Regions from separate parts of the Mus musculus genome. Here regions 2, 3, 4 and 5 are each linked to region 1. The links are chromatin loops, found by intact Hi-C in ENCODE. Cell type or tissue: heart. All regions are shown on one strand.

Evidence for each region. Peaks named below come from ENCODE experiments on the same cell type or tissue, not always from the same donor. Only the 100,000 strongest peaks of a DNase experiment are listed, where the experiment ranks them.
Region 2: it touches region 1 in a loop (4-fold over the local background); 2 of 42 quality-filtered maps call a loop at or near these places.
Region 3: a loop joins it to region 1, with 9 times the contacts of the local background. A loop is called at or near these places in 26 of 42 quality-filtered maps.
Region 4: a loop joins it to region 1, with 5 times the contacts of the local background. A loop is called at or near these places in 7 of 42 quality-filtered maps.
Region 5: a loop joins it to region 1, with 5 times the contacts of the local background. A loop is called at or near these places in 30 of 42 quality-filtered maps.

What each region holds. Positions count from the first base shown.
Region 1 is chr6:97,738,696-97,742,695 of GRCm38, forward strand. No RefSeq gene overlaps it. Among named protein-coding and RNA genes, the nearest start is that of Gm24565, 10 kb to the left of the region's middle. In heart, a CTCF peak has its summit at 1,647 (motif pointing left); no DNase peak of the experiment used is centred here; H3K4me3 peaks cover 242 bases; H3K27ac peaks cover 165 bases.
Region 2 is chr6:97,147,873-97,151,872 of GRCm38, forward strand. Eogt (EGF domain-specific O-linked N-acetylglucosamine (GlcNAc) transferase) reads right to left here and starts at 1,014. Exons shown (of 18, transcript NM_175313.5): 1 at 960-1,014; 2 at 5-386. In heart, CTCF peaks have their summits at 1,081 and 2,475 (motif pointing right); DNase peaks (open chromatin) are centred at 9 and 1,109; H3K4me3 peaks cover 1,718 bases; H3K27ac peaks cover 1,724 bases.
Region 3 is chr6:97,249,570-97,253,569 of GRCm38, forward strand. It overlaps Lmod3 (leiomodin 3 (fetal)), which reads right to left and starts at 3,188. Exons shown (of 3, transcript NM_001081157.2): 1 at 2,709-3,188. The coding sequence starts at 3,002. It overlaps Gm32191 (a long non-coding RNA gene), which reads left to right and starts at 3,335. Exons shown (of 4, transcript XR_869294.2): 1 at 3,335-3,541. In heart, a CTCF peak has its summit at 1,597 (motif pointing right); DNase peaks (open chromatin) are centred at 1,612 and 3,362; H3K4me3 peaks cover 2,258 bases; H3K27ac peaks cover 2,293 bases.
Region 4 is chr6:97,619,193-97,623,192 of GRCm38, forward strand. Gm32247 (a long non-coding RNA gene) reads left to right here. Exons shown (of 4, transcript XR_003956339.1): 3 at 163-367. Among named protein-coding and RNA genes, the nearest start is that of Gm32247, 4.7 kb to the left of the region's middle. In heart, no CTCF peak of the experiment used is centred here; no DNase peak of the experiment used is centred here.
Region 5 is chr6:97,523,884-97,527,883 of GRCm38, forward strand. All of the region lies in intron 1 of Gm46970 (a long non-coding RNA gene), which reads left to right. It also overlaps a transcript of Frmd4b not described here. Among named protein-coding and RNA genes, the nearest start is that of Gm25852, 22 kb to the right of the region's middle. In heart, no CTCF peak of the experiment used is centred here; a DNase peak (open chromatin) is centred at 2,327.

The sequences.
Region 1 (4,000 bases):
CCAGTGACTCCCCATGTCCTGAAATGAGTTTTAAGTCTTTGTTCATGCTTTCTCGGCCCAGAAGATCTCTCTGCTTCCCCATCCGTTCATCCTTTCCCATACAACAGGCCAACTCTGAGTCCCACTGCAATGACTCCATCACCCAGCTCTTCTCACTGTCTCCACAGTTTCATTTGCTGCTGCCCAGCCTCGAATGAGCCTGCAGATCCATGAGCCACGAGTCCCTCAAGGGTTAATAAGGCCACAGTGCCTTTCTAGACCTCTGTACTCTGCATCTTCCTCACCTTGCTGTCCTTGCTCTGCAGCAGAGGTCATCTGAGTCTTTTCAGAAACTTGTGGCACATTTATCCCCATGTCCTCAGGCAGGGTGCCAGGTCTGGGGAGGCAGAGTCCTCGATTTCCTACTCCTCCTTACTCTCTGCCTGATATGGTTGCTGAGTGAAATGGCATCGTTTTATGACATGCATGTACATTGGATATGCAACATTATACATAGGCACAGCTCCTGAGATATGGTTGATCTAAATAATAAAGACAGAAGACAGTATGAAAAAAAAAATGTCAAAACAGTTTAATATTCAAAGAAAACACAGCTGGGATTCCAACCAGAATAAACAGAGTGAGGATTCTGAATTCTCTCTTAACCACTAACATCTTTACCTTCTCTTGTTTTTCTTTTTAATAAAGAAGAGAAAATGTTACCTTTTAATAAAGAAGAGAAAATGTTACCTTTTAATAAAGAAGAGAAAATGTTACCTTTAGGCATGGTCTCAGTGTGTAGTCCTGGCTGGTCTGGGACTCTCTATGTAGACCAGGCTGGCCTTGAATTTGCAGTCATGCTCCTGCCTCTGCCTCCTTGGTAAGGAGATTGCAGGCAGGTGCATCTCACCTCAGTTTTTAATTTTATTTTTATCTGTTTGTTAGTTCTTAAAGGAAAGATTAAGGAGATTTGTGGCAGAAACACTCCAATTTTTGTTTGGCACACAAGTCAATTGAATTGAAATAATAACAAAATCGATTGGGGATGTTATTGAAGATTCGTGCCTGTAAAAGAATTGAGAGAATGCCTCTGTTCAATCAGCTTTAAAAAGAAAAAAAGCTGTTCTTAGGGTTGGTCAGCTGGCTATGCTGTAAAGTGACTGCCATAAAACAAGGAGGACCTGAGTTCAATTCCAAGCACACAATAAAAAAGCAACAGTGTGTGCCCTGCCAGCCGAGTCAGCTCTGGGGGAGACAATACAGCAGGATGCCTGGGACTCGCTGCTCAGCTAGCCCAACCAAGTCACTCTAGTTCAGTGAAAGGCTCTGACTCAAAAAATAAAGAGAAAGAGTGATAAAAGACACACACACACACACACACACACACACACGAATAAAACTATTCTCATCTGTACAAATTAATCTATATTGCCAAAAAATAATACTGACTTATTGAAATCAATTTGGGATATTTAGAGAATCAGTTGAAGATAATCATTTTATTTTTCTTTTCCAAAGGATTGAACCAGCTGCTTCTGTAGTAATAAGAAATAAGCGATGCCTAATTATTTTTTTGACTTGAATTTGCTGCGGGGGAAGGGAAAAGGCAAAAAGTTAAAAAACCCTTTGTCAGACACTGCCACCTGCTGGCATACTTTCCAAAGTGCAACTTCATTCTCAGCGCAACTAATTCGTTGCTCCAAATTCCAGTTATTAAAACTCCTGTAAAAATTACAGGAATTGAAATTAGCATTACATTTGAATACTATTTAGTTCTAAATAAAATCAAATCTACCAAAAATGTTGAATGTACTTTCTGTAATGCAAAAATACCATTTTCATATTTTTAATTTTTCTAGTTTTCCATTAAAAAATTATCCCTATCATTTACCCATCTTCATGAGATTAAATTAGCAAAATCTAACAGCCTGGAGGCCTGCCCTACCGACGGTTTACTAGATGAGGGCTAAATTACTTTAATTTTCTTGGTCAAGTGCCCCTCACAGCGCTGGCTCTTCACGCCATGTGGACTTAATAAAAGCTGACAAGTGAGACCGGAGCCGAGGCTGTTCAGCACGGGAAGTGTTGCTGAATGCAGAGCCTGGTGATTCAGACACTGTCGGTAGCAGCTCCCGCCTTTGTGGACATTCATTCATTAAACAGGAAACTTTGAAGGTCATTCCTATGGAAGTGCAGACAGAAGATCAGAACCTGGGACGGTGAGAAAGGATCTTCAGGCTCTTCTTCAGGAAGAGCCAAGAGTCATGTGCGTTCTCTGAACTACCGCTTTCCCGTCGTTCCTGAGTTGGAAAGCAAGTTCTCTTGGTTTCTCTTGATTAACAAGGCTTCGCTAGCATTGTGTGCGCTACCACGCCTGGAGTTAATTGTCCTCAGGGCAGCTTTCTCCATCAGTGTTCTCTGAGTTACACTGGCCTCTGGAGGAATGACTTGGCCTCAGGCGCTGTGGCTCAGTAGTGTGAGTTCCATCGTGCCCAGCTCCTCCGTGAGAGTGGTGGGAGTGCTGGCTCCATGATCAGCCTCTTAACACAGAGACAAAGATTGCTTCTGTGAGCTCCCTGATAATATATGGTTGTATGTCTCACGTGGCTATATATGTTTTTGTCTCCAAAGCACCCCTAAGCTTTCGTGGGAATTTTCGAGTGGTAACTGGGAAGATGGCTCTGTCAGTGAAGTGTTCTTTTCATAAACATGAAGACCTGAGTTCTTTCCCCAGAACCCACATAAAATTGCTCCACGTGGTGGGGCAAGCTTGTGACCTCAACACAAAGGAGGCAGAGACAGTCGATGAGGGGCTCAGCCGCCAGACATTCCGGCCTAACTGTCAAGGTCCGGGAGCTGTGCTAATAAAGACACTAACCTAAAGGAGTTGGGAGGGGACGTTTCTGAGGATGGTACCCAGGACTGCCCTCTGGCCGGGACACGAACACACACGTACACACACGTGCACGCTGTTAAAGATCTGAAGGGGGGCACTGCATGGTTGTGGGGTTGAATGAAGGTAGGCAAAGTTGCAGGTGCCGAGTGCCTGATTCCCACATAGGTTAATTTCTGTGAAAGGATTAGAAGAGAGGGCAAAACTATTAGCAAAACAAGATGGTGACTATGATCTGGATCTGGGAATGTGATCGTTGTGGTCCACCTAGAGGCTGGCAACCTCTTTCTTAGCTGGTCTCCAGTAGCTCCTGTAATTACCCTGCTAATGTTCTTGCCTGTTATGGAAACCACAGTGCTTCATTTGCCTGGGGGGAAGTGGGCTGTGACCTTCGAGTCCATCAAGGTTTTACCAACAGCCCTTCACTACCAACAGAATAAAATGCTTCTATGTCAGTCAAGGACTTGTAGCCCAGAGTTTAGAGGGCACATCTTCAGTAAAGTAACAGAGAGCTGAGGAACGCCCATAAGGCTGAGGGAAGTGTGTAAGCACTCCTTCCTATTCATTTATTTAACTGGAAAAATAATGTAACTAAAAAGAAATTCAAAATAGGGGGAATATAGTCAAATACATATTTTTAAAATGCACAGCAAAATCCATTATTGGGCATAAGTGATATATACTAATAAATTTTTTTAAATAAAAATGTACACCTTCACTGTTTGTTTGCTTCTTGAGATAGGGTCTTATATAGTCCAGGCTGACCTTGAACTCATAGAGCTGAAGATGAGTTGGAATTTTGGATCCTCCTGCTTCTACCTCCTAAATACTGGGATTATAGCCAGGAGACATTACACTTAGTTTGTGCAGTCCTGGGAATTGAATCCAGTTTGCATGCTAGGCAAACATTTACCAACTGGCCCTCAGTCCCAATCCTAAACTAATTAAACATTAGCTGCTGTCTAATTTTAAATCATTGTATTTAGTAAAGTACGTGATAAAGAGGGAAAAGGCCACAGGCTACGGAATCTGAAAGTCTTCGCTGTAAATTTTTCTTGGATGATCTTAAGATATGATCTTAGAGAATTAAAGATCTGCTGAAAGTTCTAATTTTTGATTATGTAGTAT
Region 2 (4,000 bases), 590 kb before region 1:
TAACCTTCTAGGTCGCGGCTTGGAGCACTAGGTCCTAAATTTCGGGTATCCAAATCCACAGCTCTGCAATGCGTTCTGCCGGTTAACAAAACTTGACCATTCATGGAAAAAAGTAACCCTTGGCCGTGGGGAAAATCTAAAGGAGCAGATCAGAAAGTTGGCTTTTGCAAGGGAGGGCATGTACCCACTTGCATATGCTGGGTGATGGTTCCCTGTGGTGCATGAAAGTACAACTTCAGGGCCTGGCAGAAAGCCTTCCCGGAGTTGAGTTCTCTGGCAAGACTTGGCAGGGATGAAAGCTTTAGTAGGTTAGGCTACCGCGTCTTTTTGCACAAAACGGTCAATCGCGCTCCACTCGTGTGTGGCTTGATTGGATTTTCACGGACCTAAAAAGAGAAGAGGAAAAAAAGGTAAAAATCTGAACGCCGTAAACCATGAGAGCTGGGGTTACTAGGACTACCACATGAATGGCTTAGGGCATTGCTGGGCAACAGAGCCAGCAGCGGACAGATGAAGTGCATCTGGGACTCAAAGACTATCAAGTCCCAAGGTAGGCAAGCAGACAGAGCTCAGACAGAGCTCGGCTGCCTGAGGCGCCGAAGTGGCAATCCTGCTGTGGCGATCCTCCGGTTGTCTGCGGAACGTCAACCCCTCCCCTGTGTAGCGGAGTCAGCCCCTCGCGCCCGGCAGCAGCCAACCCTGCCCCGGGTGCTTGGGGAAGCAGCTGTCTTAGGAGACGCTCGGCTCCCAGGTGTGCCTGGAGAAGCCACTCCGCCCCAGCATGGGGATCGAGGCAACAGGGCAGGCCTGGCTGGGCATCTCCCTAGCCTACAGCCACCGATCAACTCCTGGTAACCAGCTGAAGGCCGCGGGCTGGGATCAGAGTCCCAGAGTCAGGCTGCGGGCCCACGGGGGTGCAGGCGCCGGCCAGGAACAGGCGGGGAAGGCGCGGGGCCCACCTGCAGCTTGACTAGGGAGCGGCGGCGGCGGCAGTGGCGGCAGCTTGGGAGTAACGAGACGTCACCGCCGGCAGCCGCGAACCGGAAACCTCCGGCGCCCAAGCCGGGCCAGGGGGCGCCCGGGAGCTGCCGCGACACCTTGGCCCGGGGCTCAAGGGCGGACCGGAATGCCTTGACCACACCCAGCGACCAGAGTCTGGAAGGCACTCTTGGACACCCATCAGCCAAGGTTACGGACACCCTGTGACCCACAGCCTGATCCACTGGGGACACCCGCCTACATCCCCTCCGGGACGTGGGACACCGGGGTGCAAGTCCCTGGCTGCTCCTCCAGGCGCTTGGCAGGTCTCCAGCACCAGAGAGTAGGCAGGCAGACTACGGGACTGTTTACATATCACTCAGGGTTGTAATTTTATTGCTTTCCCATTCTGAGCAGAAGTTGCTGCCCTGATTTTCAAATGAGACTGGATGTAGTGGGACACTCTCTGGTGGGTAGTGAAAATACTGTAGATTCCAGGGAATTGTACCTGTCCATGAAGTGTCCAAGTCCAATGGCTACTCTTGTTTAATTTTTACGTTTTTGCTATTTCATGATGATTTCTAACTGCTTGTTTAGGTGATGATTACGTGTATGCATATCTCCCATTCTCTTCCATTCTTGACACCTTGCAGTTCCAGCATGCCTTCTGGAGCATGGGGGAGACAGCCATTAAATTATGATTAAAGGGTTCAAGGGCTGACAGGTGGCTTAGAGTTTTCAAAGCGCTTGTGGGAGCAAGCCTGACGACCCACGTTGAATCCTAGGATCCTACCACGAAAGGGGAGAACCCACTCCCTGACCTCGTTCTCTGACCTCCTGGATACTCACACCTTCCTATACAATACTAATAAATGAAAAAAAGGACCCAGCTTATATTAATGGTGTCAAAATAAACATGCTCAGATGCATTCAGTTCACAAGGCTTACATGTCTTATAAATTTTAAGAAGCTACTATGAGAACTGAAACCAGAACTGGTGGTACAGGCCTGCTGTTCCAGCTACTCCACAGGCTGAGTCATGGAAAAAATTTAAAAAAAATAAAAAATAAAAGGAAGTTCAAGACACCCAGACAACTTAGTGACCACGGAGATGAGTGCTATCCTAACATGTGCACGACCCCAGGTTCAATCCCCAGTAACATACAACATACACATGGGCTGGGCACTTTAGGGAAGGCCTTTCTTTAATCCTAGCTAGCACTTGGAAGGCAAAGGCAAATGGATCTCTGTAAGTTTGAGGCCAGCCTGATCTATGTCGCAAGTTCCAGACCAGCTGTGTTTTATATGTGTATGTGTTTAATATGTATATAATTTGTTTAATATATATCCTGTTCAGTATGTATTGTGTTAGCATGTCATTTACATGTGCCAAACACACATTAAAGAACAAAAGAACATTACAGTAGTTTTTAAAATGCATTTTAAAATTTTTATGTATAGGTATTTTGTGCGTGTATGCACACACGGCCAGAAGAGGGCATCAGATCTCTGGAACCGGAGTTACAGTTATTAGCTGCTATGTGTGTACTAGGACTTGAACTCAGTCCTCTGAAAGAGTACCAGTGCTCTTAACTCAGCCACTAACCACACTAGTAAGCCTGGCAAAGGCGATGGAACCAGGGCGCTTGTGTGACGTGACCACAGCACAACTTTAGGAGACTGTTTGTTTCAGCTTAGTTGGTACTCTACCGGTTTCGTTGTTTTTCAGGAAATGCAGCTTCCCATTACAGCAAAACATGTAATTATGGCTATTTTGAATCAACTTTAAAAGGAGCTTGAGGTGCAATGATATACAGTTAAAACCAAGTACATGAAGTAGGTGAAATGTTTGCTAAACACAGATTAACCTAATGGCAAAAATAAACTAATCACACTGGCATGCTATCTACATGGGGCTCTTTCAGGTACTAACATATATTAAGGAGTTATTGAGACTCATAGGAAGCAAGAAATGGAATTTTAAAATGAGACTGAGTTCTGTATTACTGTAATAGCTATTTCCAATTTCCTCAAAATATATCATTATAAAAAATTTAAATTCTGACTCTTCAAAATGATCTTTTAAGACAGGACTTCTCTGTGTAGCCTGACTGTCCTGGAACTCACTCTGTAGACCAAGAAGGTCTCAAACTCAAAGATCTGCCTGCTGGGATTAAAGGCAAGCCACCTGGCATAAATTGATACTGATATAGACTCAAATCCCACCAACAGAAAATTGAGTGAATGAGTTAGCTCTGTTAGCTTTCAGTCTCTGAAACAAACCTCTGAAATAACAACATTATAACTGACTTTTTCCTCAGTTCAAAGAGTTAGTGCATGGACTACAGAGATGACTGAATGGGCTTGCTACAGAGAACCAACCAAATGTAGAACTGTGCCCGTACAGAAAGTAACTAATGGTGTCTTTGTACACTGCACATTACTAGGTGGAAAATGATGCTATCACTTACCTGAGGGGTACACATCTACACACACAGGCACAAATATACACACCAAACATGGACACACAATAAAACACACATAGACACAACACATACCTCCCAAACAACACACCACATCTACATATACACTTACACACACTTCACAGATGAAGTAATATTTAAAATGTTTACTAAACAGAAGGACTGCTGGTATAAGAGGAAAAGGGATCTTGAATGATGCAGACAGTTACATTATAAAACAAAATTTAAAAAATATGCAGCAATCCTTGAAAGCTGAAATGGACCTAAATGTTTTCCAGTTGATGCATGTGAGCACAAAGGAACTACTCAAACAACTTCAAAACATACTTTGTGTCTCCTTAGAAGACCTTCAAAGATGGGGAGAATTAAAAAACAACCTAGGCTGTGCTCAGCAACTGAACTGTTAGTGACAATCCTAGCATTGTATGACAAGCCAAAGTGAAGTAGCTAGGATGAAATAGCTGGCATTGTGAGGGAAGAAACACTCAGGAAGTCATACACATATTCTGCACTTCTCAATTTTCCTGCAAGTCTCAACA
Region 3 (4,000 bases), 490 kb before region 1:
ATGGTCTAAATAATGTGTCTCTACTACCCAGAGCTACATAGAGAGACCCTGTCTCAAAACCAAACCAAACCAAACAAAAACTTTAATGAAAACCATTTTAAGTGAACTAACTCAATCTAATAAACCGTATGTGTAATGTTATTCCATATATGTACACGTACAAATTTATATATGTACAGGAAAACACTTCTATAATTATTATCAAAGCCTTGTTTTTGTTTTTCTGAGTCAGGAAGGTAACCCCTGGAGGAACTGAACGTCTGCCGCGTGCCTGCTACCTGCATTGTGCAGCCTTTGGTTTTACATTTGCCTTGTGTTGCTGCTACAGAGGATCCCACGGTGAGCAAAACCAACCAAGTTAGGAGGAACTTTTGCAGACACACGCTTGGGGTTGTGCCCGTACATACATATATATGTGTATGCACATTTCTATCCTACACCCCGCCTGCCCATATGAGACATTTTACCCTGTTTCTAGACACCCTAATAGCTGCTATACATGATGCAAACAGGGACTGTTTTATTTTAAAAAAGAAAAAAGTGTCTGTATATATCCAGTCCACATGGCAAATAAATAAATAAACAAATAAACCTTTTTTAGTGTTTTCAGTTCACAATTCGTTGAATTCAAGGATGGAGTCCCTGAGGATACACAAGACCAAGTACATTCAAATAAAAGTTAGTTAATTTTGTTTTCAGATGCTATTTTATTTATTTATTTACTTATTTATTTATTTATTTTTCCAAGAGCTGAGGACCGAACCCAGGGCCTTGTGCTTGCTAGGCAAGCAGCGCTCTACCACTGAGCTAAATCCCCAACCCACAGATTCGATATTTTAAAAGATGATTGTTAAAACATATTTGGAACTGATACAGATTTTTAGATCCCTGTAGCAAAGCCTTTGTTCCATGTGTATTTGAAAGGGAGTGTTTCTACTCCACAGAGCTCTGTTAGAAAATAGCTTCCTGCCGAGCTCTGGTGGGACACGCCTTTCATTCCAGCCCTGGGAGGCAGAGGCAGGTGGATCTCTGTGAATTTGAGGCCAGACTTGTCTACAGAGTGAGTTCCAAGACAGCCAGGGCTACAGAGAGAAACCCTTATCTCAAAAAGAAAATATTCCTTCTACCCTTCCTAAAGTATCCACTGCTCTCGGAGACACGCATGATGTTGCATTTCCTGAGGCTCTGAGACTGTGACATGGTGCAGGGGAAGGAGACTACTCTGATAACCTGGAGTGTGTTTTTAAAACCTTGGTTTGAATCCTAGCTCTGGGGAAACCACCTTCATTACTCACTAGTCTCTGAAGCAAAGCGCATTGAGGAAAGAGCCAGCCTTGAAATGGAACAGGATTAGGGTGAGATTTACAACTCTGCAGTGTCTGGGAAGGGAAAAGGCAGGCTTCAGATCAGAGTCCACTAGCTTCTCCTGAATCCTTCTCCACTTTGTGTGCGTCTGTGCATCTTGCGGCTGTAATTCCCAAAGCTGGTGGAGAAGTCTGACATGCAGTGTTCTGAGCAAGAACTCAACGCTGGTGATACATGACAGTTGACAACATTGTCCTTAAACTACCTCCTAAAACACCCCATGTCTCATCTGCTCCAGCAGGGGGAGCCAATTATCAAGCTGTTTAATGCACACGAGGAAACAAAAGCATTGGTTTTTGTCTGTAGTCCTCCTAAAACTGGTCTTTGTATGGAATTGTCTTCGAACTCACAGAAGTGCAATTGTAAGAGGTCTGCAAAGGACACGATAAGCTCTGGTCTGATCAAGCCTGAAATTTATTTCCTGGACTTCAGTTTCTGCTTAATGCTCACTACTGTCTTCTATCACACCAATGTGACAACATGCACCTGTGTCTAGCAGGTGGCCCCAAAGAAACCATACATAAGAAATCTGTCTTCTTTCTTCTCAATCATTTTTAAGTGCAACATTAAAATTTGTCCTTTAGAACCATCAAGACGGCTTATCAGGTAAAGGTACCTGCCACCTCGCTTGACCTACACACACACTCACACACTTACACACACACACACACACACACACACACACCTAATAATAAAAAAATGTAATTAAATTTTAACTGTGCTTTATACAAAACTCATGCCAGCTCTAGTTTTTAGATAAGTATCTCAAGAGAGGACTCTCTTGAAGATTCCTTCTTAGACATCAATTTTCAGGTGTCATCACTGATGCCCAATGCACATACAGTGTGCCCACGTTTTCAGTCTTGGGTTTGGCTTAGTGTATGGCCAGATTTCTTCAGAAGTGGGGAATCTTTGACATTATATGTAAAATATCGTATGTGCATAAGTAGTCTGGAGAAATGTGGAGTAGAATTTGGACAAGCTTCTCAAAAGGAGAAGCCAAAAAAAAAAAAAAAAAGACAGAAGAGCTGTTTCTGTGTTAAACCATTACATGTCATTCATGGCTACAGACCACCAACTCCACACAGAGACCCTGGTGCCAATGTTGAAAGAGAAACACTGACAAGAGGTTATCACCTTCTCCCCACTACCTTGCAATTATACTATTTTTTCAGAAAGTTACAGCCTGGGCTAGAACTTAATATTATAATTTAATTTAGGTGTGCCAAAATCCAAAACAGAATCACACATTTCATTCAGTCTTGAGAAATCACAATTGCAAAACACTACCCTGCCAGCCCAGTCCCGGCAGCCATTTGTGTCCCACACAGATCCCTGGTTACCTCAGACTGCACAAAACTGACAGGAACTCGTTCATCTTCCAGCATGCGTCTAGACGCCTTTTGCAAATACATGTAATCAACGAGAGACTTATGGTTGAAGTTTCCTGTGGGTGCCTTGTCTGTTTGATCCTTTTGGATCATCCCCACAGGAAGGTGGGGGTCAGGGGCCATGACTTCCATCTCTGACTGCAGTTCCTTCAGCTCTTCAGGGGATAAGTTGGCTAGGAGTTCGTCTTCATCGAGCTCCTCACTAAGGGTGTCTTCTTGCTCCGAATTCCTGCTGTGCCCCGACATAGTTTACTTTTTTTCTATCTGTTTCTAGATCACCAGAAAAGAAGAAATAATCCAATATGATATATTTTAAAGAAGGAATCAGTATGCAAACACCTCAGTGTCTTCTAATTAACAAATATCTTAGGCCAACCCACCCTTGAGAGATTTTCTCACTCAATGGTGTTGGTTGAGCTGCTGGGAGTGACTATAGCTCAGCTCATGTGGGATCTATATTAAGCAAGGTTTTCTGGGCAGAGTCAAGTTGTGGAACTACTACATGAGTCCCTTTTTGGCAACTTGAGTCATCTGGACAAATCCATCTGACATTTCAGTACAGCTGCTGGGCTAGACAGCGAGTAGCCGGGCTATGGAATCTCTGCAGGAATAAACGCATTCTTTTCTAAAGCCCTCCCACCCCAGGGAGCCCACACCCCATGCTCTAGATCTCCCGGGGAGCCTGCTGCTGCTTATCTAAACAACTCACAAAACATCAGAATGAAAATCCAGCCAGCAAATGCAGTTTCTCCTGGAATAGAAGCGTCGTCCCCTGAAGGTGGCCGGTGAGCTGGGCTTTGCCTGATCTTTCCAGCAGGCTCTGGAAGCCGTGCCTCTGAAGGGAACAGCTCAGGTCTTGCTATGGTATTCACCCCTGTGTAAGTGAACCGGTGCAAGCTGCTCTTATCTGCACCTAGATCCTGTGACCTGACAGATGGGGATAACAAGGCCCTGAATTTCCATGTAAGGGAGAGGGGCCATGTAAGGGGTTTAAAACCATTTATGTCTTTAGTAAGTGTTTATCAAACCTAGCTAAATTAAGATGGCTCTGAAGAGAATGTTTGTAATCATACTGTTGAAATACTGGGAGAAAAGGGACATGAAAAGAGTTTCTTTGTAAACTGTGGGGGAGGGACACTAATTTTTTTCAAATTGCTAACATACATTTATGTTGATCCAACAACCCTACCTTTTGAGGTATATACCTCAGATACACTCCCACCAAGGTGAAAGCACAATTGTAT
Region 4 (4,000 bases), 120 kb before region 1:
CCCGAGAGATCAGCTGACCAGCTTGGGAACAGGACCCTGGGAAGAGGTGGTACCCACCTGTAAAATTGCAAACCTCGATACAAAACGCCTGTTCAATGCAATCACCCAGGTAAAAATATCTCCCCATAAGCGAAAGTTTTTGAGACTTTTGTTTCCTTCTAGGTGGGGATACTTTGTAAACCAGGAGACCTTTTGGAAGGTGGGACTTGGCTGGTGAAAGTACTAGCGGTGAGCCTTTGAAGACAAGAGTCTGGATAAGTTCCCCAGTTTTCTGCCTCCTGGTCCGTGGCGATATGACGTTGCAATGAATGCTGCTATGGCTTTCTCCATGCTTTTCCCACCATGCCAGACCAGACTCTCTGAAACTGTGAGTCAAGTTCAAGTTCATCTTTGCTCCCTCAAGTTGTTTCTATAGGTGTTTGGTCAAGAGTGAAGAAAGATAATGAATATGCATGCACAGGTCTTGTTTCAAAAAAGAGACTCTTTTTTTTTTTTTTTTTTTTTTTTTTTGGGCCAATCAATTCTCTAGGAGATGCTGTCATAAAGAGGGGGAAGAATGGAAGAGGAGCAAAGCCATTGATAGGAGGATGGTATTTGTTTTTAAAACACAAATATATATATGTAAACCTGTGTCTAAATATGATTGTAAGATAAGCCCAATGAGACAACATCTAGACAGTGAAAATATTATTTATTTGAGTTTCAAAAAAAAAATGATCAACACCTCTTGTAGTCTTTGTCAAACCAGTAAATAGGTAACTCCATGCTGGGCAGTGTGAAAAAAACAAAACACTGCAATGAATCGAATAAAATATGTGTTCTGCAGGAAGCTGTAATTTAATAGATATGAGGCAAATATCTATGGTCAAAATGACAGCCATGAACATCAGGAACCAAAAATACAGAATTTCCAGGTTTTTAAAAAAAAAAATTAAGGCCCCGCTCACAGCTCTATTACACAAAAAGGAATAGTTTTGATGGAAGGTTATGTTAAAAATTTCTGTCTGTTTCCAGCCCTATTTTACCATTTGGGAGGTTTTTGTTTGTTTGTTTGTTTTTTGTCTTTTTTTTTTAGCATAAAGGAGTGTTTTGGTATTTTGGTATGTATGTCATGAAATCGAGCTACTGCGTTAACAAAGATATGTACTATAAATATCCAAATTAGAACACTTTAAAAGTATTCATTTATTTTGATTAATGGTAGATACATGCTTGTTGAATTTTAAAAAAAGAAATTATGTGTATTGGTATTTTCTTTGCACATATACCTACTTACCACTTTTGTGCCTGGTGCTCCCAGAGGCCAGAAGAGGGCATTGGCTGCCCTGGAACTGGAGTTACAGACAGTTGTGAGCTATCCTGTGGGTACTGGGAATGAACACAGATCCTCTGGGAAAGGAGACAGTGCTTTTAACTGCTGAGCTATCTCTCCAGCCTCTCATTTAGAGATTTTTTTTTTTTTGACAATACAGCAAAGTAAGCATGGTGGGAATGGAAAAGTACCATGAGATCGCTACTCTGAATAAGAATCTTTAACCTTTATACTTCATACTTCAAAGATATATATGCAAGGCACATACATAAATCAAGTATTTTATTAATGTGCCACGCATTATTTACCCATACCAATTAGGCTTCTTTGATTTTTTTTGTTTGCTTTATGCAAAATTTGAAAGACAAGGTTAAAAGAAGGTCACATCATCCCTGCAGCAAGATTTTAATTTTAGCAGGTTTGTACTTTCCAAAGATTTCCTGCTGATCACTGAAATTTGGGATAAAAGCACACATGTTCCATAGCTAGAGGCTTGCAAGTGAGCAAGCGTTCATTTATGTGTAATTAGAATAGCCACACTTGGGTTCCCTGCATGTAAGGCAGGTCATTTAATTACCAACCCTAGGAAGAATTCAGTCCTACAGTTTCCATTCTAGACGTGAAGACAGAGGAGGACACAGAACCAGGGAGGAGATGGGATGTGCCCGAAGTGAGTTAGCTGTTAAATCAATTTTGGTTGGCTTCTAGGTCTGAGTGACTCAGCATGGTGACCCCATCTGGGTACTATGCCTGTGGACCTCACTATTTGAGGCACTTCTGTTATTAGCTTAGGCAACTCTCCACTGGTTTGGGGGGGAGTTCTTTAAAAATCAAATATTGAGGGGGCTGGAGAGATGGCGCAATGATTAAGAGCACTGACTGCTCTTCAGGAGGTCCTGAGTTCAATTCCCAGCAACCACATGGTGGCTCACAACCATCTGTAATGGGATCTGATGCCCTCTTCTGGTGTGTCTGAAGACAACTACAGTGTACTTACATATAATAAATAAATAAATCTTTAAAAAAATAAACAAATATTGAGTCAGGCTTTGTAGTATACAACTGTAATCTTATCCCTCAAGAAATATCCATTCTAGATCACCCTGAGCTAGGGAGAAAGTTCCAGGACAGCCTGAGGTATAATATGAAATCCTGTCTCAAAACTAAAATAGAACCTAGTGATATTGGACATATTAGAAACTGTTCTTGGAGTTACTCTGGTTCAAGGGCAGTTGCTGTGTTTTATTTCTATAATATTCTTTTATTAGCAGTAACTGCTGATGAGGATCATGGCCATCCAAAGCTATACTACAGACCATGTTGTCCCTTCTTAAAGAATGCCATGATGTCATACATTTCCACTTAAGTGCTACACAAACTCCCCATCCCAAAGACACCAAATGTGTCTTTTGCTCCTTGCTGCTTCTATGGGAGATGTTTACTCTCATAATGGCTTCATCTTTCTGTTAACCCCAGGGCCTTTTCACATACAGCAAGATGAATCCAAATCCTCTCTTTCCAATAAGGCCTCTGAGGCTATTGCATTTTATGCTCAAATATAGCATTAAAATATTATTTCTAATTTTTGAGTATGAGATGTGATATGAATAAGCAAAATTAGTGTCTTAAGTGCATGAACTATGGTGCCCTGAAATTAAAACAGAATTTGAAAGCTTAAATAGTGCTGTTTAAAGCAGGGTAGATGTTACACTAAATGATAGGAAATTGCTTTTCAGGGTCAATACTGGCAATTTCATAATGTTCAATCGAATGCAAAGCTATTGCAGCAGCTTAGCTGTGAAAATGCCATGTGGCTGCTCCTCTCTCTTGCTTCCAAATTATGCAAGCAAAATAACTGAATGCAAACTTCACAGAAATGCATATATAACTGCCTTTTAAGGGCCTATCACTATGCCCTTCACATGTGAAAATGCTTTTTAATAATGTTCCTTTGGCACTTAAACTGGTTGAAACGCCTTGGAGAGCAGCCAAAGCAGAAATCCAGCACGTTATGGGCTAGACTGAGAGTGGAGCAGAGATCGGCTGAAATGCTACATCAGAGAACACAGGCAGCAGCATCTCTCCCTCCAAAGGGCGAGGGCACTCCACAGGACATGAATAACTATTCCTTTACTGTTCTGCCACCATGTTATCTGATCCCAAAGCTACGGAACTACAGAGGAGGAGCAACTCTGAGATGGTCTTGACAGGACCCATGTCAAGGGAGGCTAGCATTAGTTCTGACCTGCGTGGTAGGATTTTGTGTGGTTGCTTTGCTTTATTTTTCACTAATGGTCACTATTTGGAGATTTTAACCTAAGCGTGTTGATTGGTAGGTGTGCTGGAGTCTATTTGGAGAGAAGATTCCAGACCCAGGCTACTATTTGACACCATTCTATTAGTTCTAAAAGGGGATGTTTTAAAAGTGTTACTTTTAATTGACAAGTGATCACTGTACATATTTAGGGTTACAAAATTATGTTTTCATAATGAACATGATATATGATGATCAAGTCGTAGAAATGAGCATATCCAAATAGTTCTATTTTCTGTAATGAGAACATTTAAAAATCTTCCTTTACAGCCATGTTGACATACATAGCACAGGGTTGTTAACCATACCCAACCACCTGAACGTTTATTTAATTGAAATTTAGTGGCTTAAGCATCATTAAATTCCCTAGCACT
Region 5 (4,000 bases), 210 kb before region 1:
CCAGATTAATTTTTTTCTTTCTTAGTTATGCTAGGGATGGGAACGGGTGATTTTCATAAGATATACAAAAAAGAAACTATATGTAAGGAGAAACTCCTTGATTTCACTGCTAATAAAAAACGAACACTGAACAAATGAGGTACTCCCCCACCCCCGTCATAAATCAAATGATCCCAGGAAGACACAAGAACCGATATATCTGTCAATTACCTTGAGTCCCCATGTGAATGTTCCTAGTTGGAGTTGAAGTGGCTTCCTTCAACTGGAAAAGGCACATCTAAGATTTGCTGAGGAACCCTGAGTTAATTTCCGAAGCTGCTGTCTTGAGGTAAAGCTGAAAGAATGTGTGTATAATCCTGAACCACAAATTGTGCTGACTTTATCTCTCAGTGAGGGGCTTGGAAAGCAACGGCTTTTTTATCCTTCCCTTTGGACCTCCTAACTCCCATCTTTGATGTGGAAGATGGCCTTAGGCATTCCGGGAGAGGGAGGTGTGTTATTGCTCCTTAAGACACCCACTACTTCTCAGCCTTCACAGAGCTCTCTCACCGGCAAGTTTCATCGCTCATTGTAATATTTGCATCATGCTTTCTTCCCAATATCCAATGTGCCGTGTCCCCTCCTCCTGACACTAGAAATCCCCCTCGCCCCACAAGCACTTCTGACAAGCTCCTTGACAAAGACCAATCTCTTCAGCTGTCGTAAGGATGTGGATGGGGTGGAATTTCACAGGGAATCTTCTAGAGAATGAACAGCGAGGTGGAACGTGGCCGCTCATTATTTCCTCATCGTCCTAAGTGACGGGTGACCATGTCCTGAAGCCAGTTCTGGAAGCATGCTCTGCCCCCAGCTCAGCGCACTGGCCATGGGGGGAAAGTTCACTCCTTAATGCTCCATTTGTAAATTAAATTCTGGTCCTGGGGCCGAGCTGTCAGATCTCACAGCTGAATTCTTGGGACTCGAGTGTACATGGCTGCCTTTGTCTTCATCTTTCACTGTAGCACCTACGGGTACTATAAATGTCTGGTAATTATACTATCAAATTCCCAGCCCCACACAATCTTTGCAGTGGCAGCAGTGGCCACACAAATGAGCCATAGGAGATGGGTGTTAAGAGTAAGTCACCAGAGACTCTAATTCCAATTAAGGCAAGAAGCGGGGCCCCACTTCACCTCAGAAGCCATGTCTAGTAACTGTGCCATCGTGCCTCTGATTCTGAAATACTAAGGATGTGCTCAGCATTCAATAGAAACAGGGCTGTCAGATGCTAGAGAGGCTAAAAGTCCACCATCGCAGCTGCTTCTCATACCTGACATAGATTTTGCTGGAAGCACACCACACACACACACACACACACACACACACACACACACACACACACACGGTTTTTTCAGCACTTCATTCACAGAATCTGCTAGTACCATGGACTTGATAATTAAAATGAGATATGTGTCATATGACAGTATCAGGAATCCAGAAGGTAAGCCACAGGGTGACCCAGGTTTGGACCTGTGACCAGGGATGCAGCAGCAGCCCTGTTTCAATTATGTGTGGTACCTGAGTCGGGCATCATGGGGAAGCTGTAGTAAAAATAGCTGGGGCTATCGAGACATACATTTTACTGCGGGTCAGAAAAAAACAAAACACCAGTTTCTTGAGACATGTCCTTGAATTCCAGGGCCTCCCACCTCAGGCTCCCCAGGGGTGGGTTTACTTGTCAGTGCCACCATATATGACCCATGTTCTCTCTCTCTCTCTCTCTCTCTCTCTGCTCATGCATGTGTGGTCCCCGTAGAAGGTTAGAGAAATTAAATCAAATCACCAGAGAAGGTTCAAAACATGGAAGAAACTTACATGATAACCTTCAAGGCGAAATTTCCCAGTCATGTTAACTAATAGCCTTTTGATTAGTAATGTCTGCCTGAATCAGGAAGGGATCCTGAGACCATTTTGAGTTCTGTGACCAAGGGATGCTGTGGGAGATTGATGATGTCTGTCCTGGCATGGAAAGGGAGGGTGGCTGCCTCACTTTAGGCATATCAGTTCTAGTCAGGCCTGGGACTCTGACCATGGTTCTCAGAAGTTTCCTCAGAGTGGCCAACCAGGCCTGACAGGCAAGCAGAAGCTCAAACCAGAGAAGGTAGTGCAGTTCTAGCCGTGTCTGAGGAATTTCTCCTCAGTGGCCACCTGTGAGGTCCACGAGGTGCTCCTGGAGCCTGCAATGACAGAAAGGCCTTGTCCCTAGGAGAAATATGGCTGAGAACCCCTCAGGGTTCAGATTCAAGGCCGGGGTTGGGGGTGGGTCTGAAAGTGAGGCGGTTTCGAGGGCTCCTAAACCTCTTTTTATGCATTCCTTGAACGTTAGTAATGTATACTTGAAAACACCAGCCAGCCTCAGGTGTGTAGAGGGCACTTGGTGAATGTTTGGTCAGGATAGGAAAGGACCAGGGTAGCGCTGGGTGCGGCACGACTGACCCCTAGTGGTGGACCTAGAGAATTCCTATTTAAAAGTCTTCAAAAAGCCTGTTAGAAAGTGTGGCTAACCCGACTCAGGATTTCATGAAAGAAGGGTCTAGGGATAAAATAACTAAGAAAAAGTTTACATTATGTAATATGTATACATTCTATCCTCTTTTTTTGGCAATTCACCCACGTTTTCTAAATGTCTGAAAGTTCTTGCAATTAAAGTAATTTAAATTCCCTTTAACACTCCAGTTTGCTTGAACATAGCTACGATTGCTCTTTCTTAAGCTCTCTTCCCACTATGTAACATACAGATCCTTGGAGGAAGGAAAGCCTGTGCATTCCTGCTTTCCCTTCAGTACGGAGACTTCAGGGAGATGTAGCTTTCCTCTACCAAGCTCCCTGCCAAAGCCGCTGCAAACCTGTGGTTTTTGGTAAGCAGCCTTCCGTTGTTTGCCATCATGACTGTAGTTAAGGAGAACGCTAAATTTTAAAACTATGTTAATTAGTAATCAAATTAAATGAAATGTTAAAGACTCTTCTTCCAGCTTGAAACAAAGTGCTTGTCGGCCTCAGGTTAGAAGCTGTGCTGCTGAAAGCCGAATTCCTTCCGGGCCTTCCTTCTAGTTCTCCAGATAAAGCCTAGAAGTAGGAACACCTGAATGAAGGGTTCACGTAGCCTACGATGCTTCCTGCTTCCTGCTTCCTGCTTCCGAGTCAGGGTTAGTGAAGCACAGTGGCCAGGTGGTTGGCAGCTACAGAGCCACTTCCCTCCTGAAGACCAGCTCTGCCTTTCTCCCAGTGACTCCTGATATGGAGCTACCCACAGTCCTTAATATCGATTCTGTGAGAAGAGTTTGGATATCAAACCCAGTGGGCATTTAGACTTCCCTGCGATATCCCATCCACAGCTGGTCAGAGAGCTGAGAATTAAGTGGTTGTTCAGGGTTCAAGCCCCGAATAGTCTGTTTCTATTAATCTTACCCTACCCCAAGGCTACCCCTTCCCCAAGGCAAAGGGGAAGAATGGTGGAAAAGGGGACAGAAAGACTATGAGTCAGGGTTACAAGCCAGTCAAAATTCCAGGCATGAAGTGAGGACAGGCTCCTGATACCCAGTCCTAGACGAGGAGCTTCCTGCAGGTGCTGGCTGCCGGGGAAGGAAGAGTCCATTTCCTTCAGGGGCGTAGCCTCTGGAAGGTTGACTGTCTCTTAGTGAGGCAGTTCTCAATCTGTGGCTCATGACTGCTTTGAGGGGTCGCCAAAGACCATCAGAAAACAGAGATATTTACATTACAATTCATAAGACTAGCAGCATTGTAGTTATGAAGTTGCCACCAAAATTTTATGTTTGAAGGTCACCGTGCCATGAAGCACTGTATTAAAGCATTCGGAAGGCTCAGAACCAGGGCACTGGTGGATGGCCCCACGCCTGTGCACATATGGACGGCAGTAGTTGGACTCAGCGAGTTATTTAAAAAGAACAAGAGGACATTAGTGTTGAAAGGGGCAGTGTTGGGGAGATCAGATTTAAAAAAA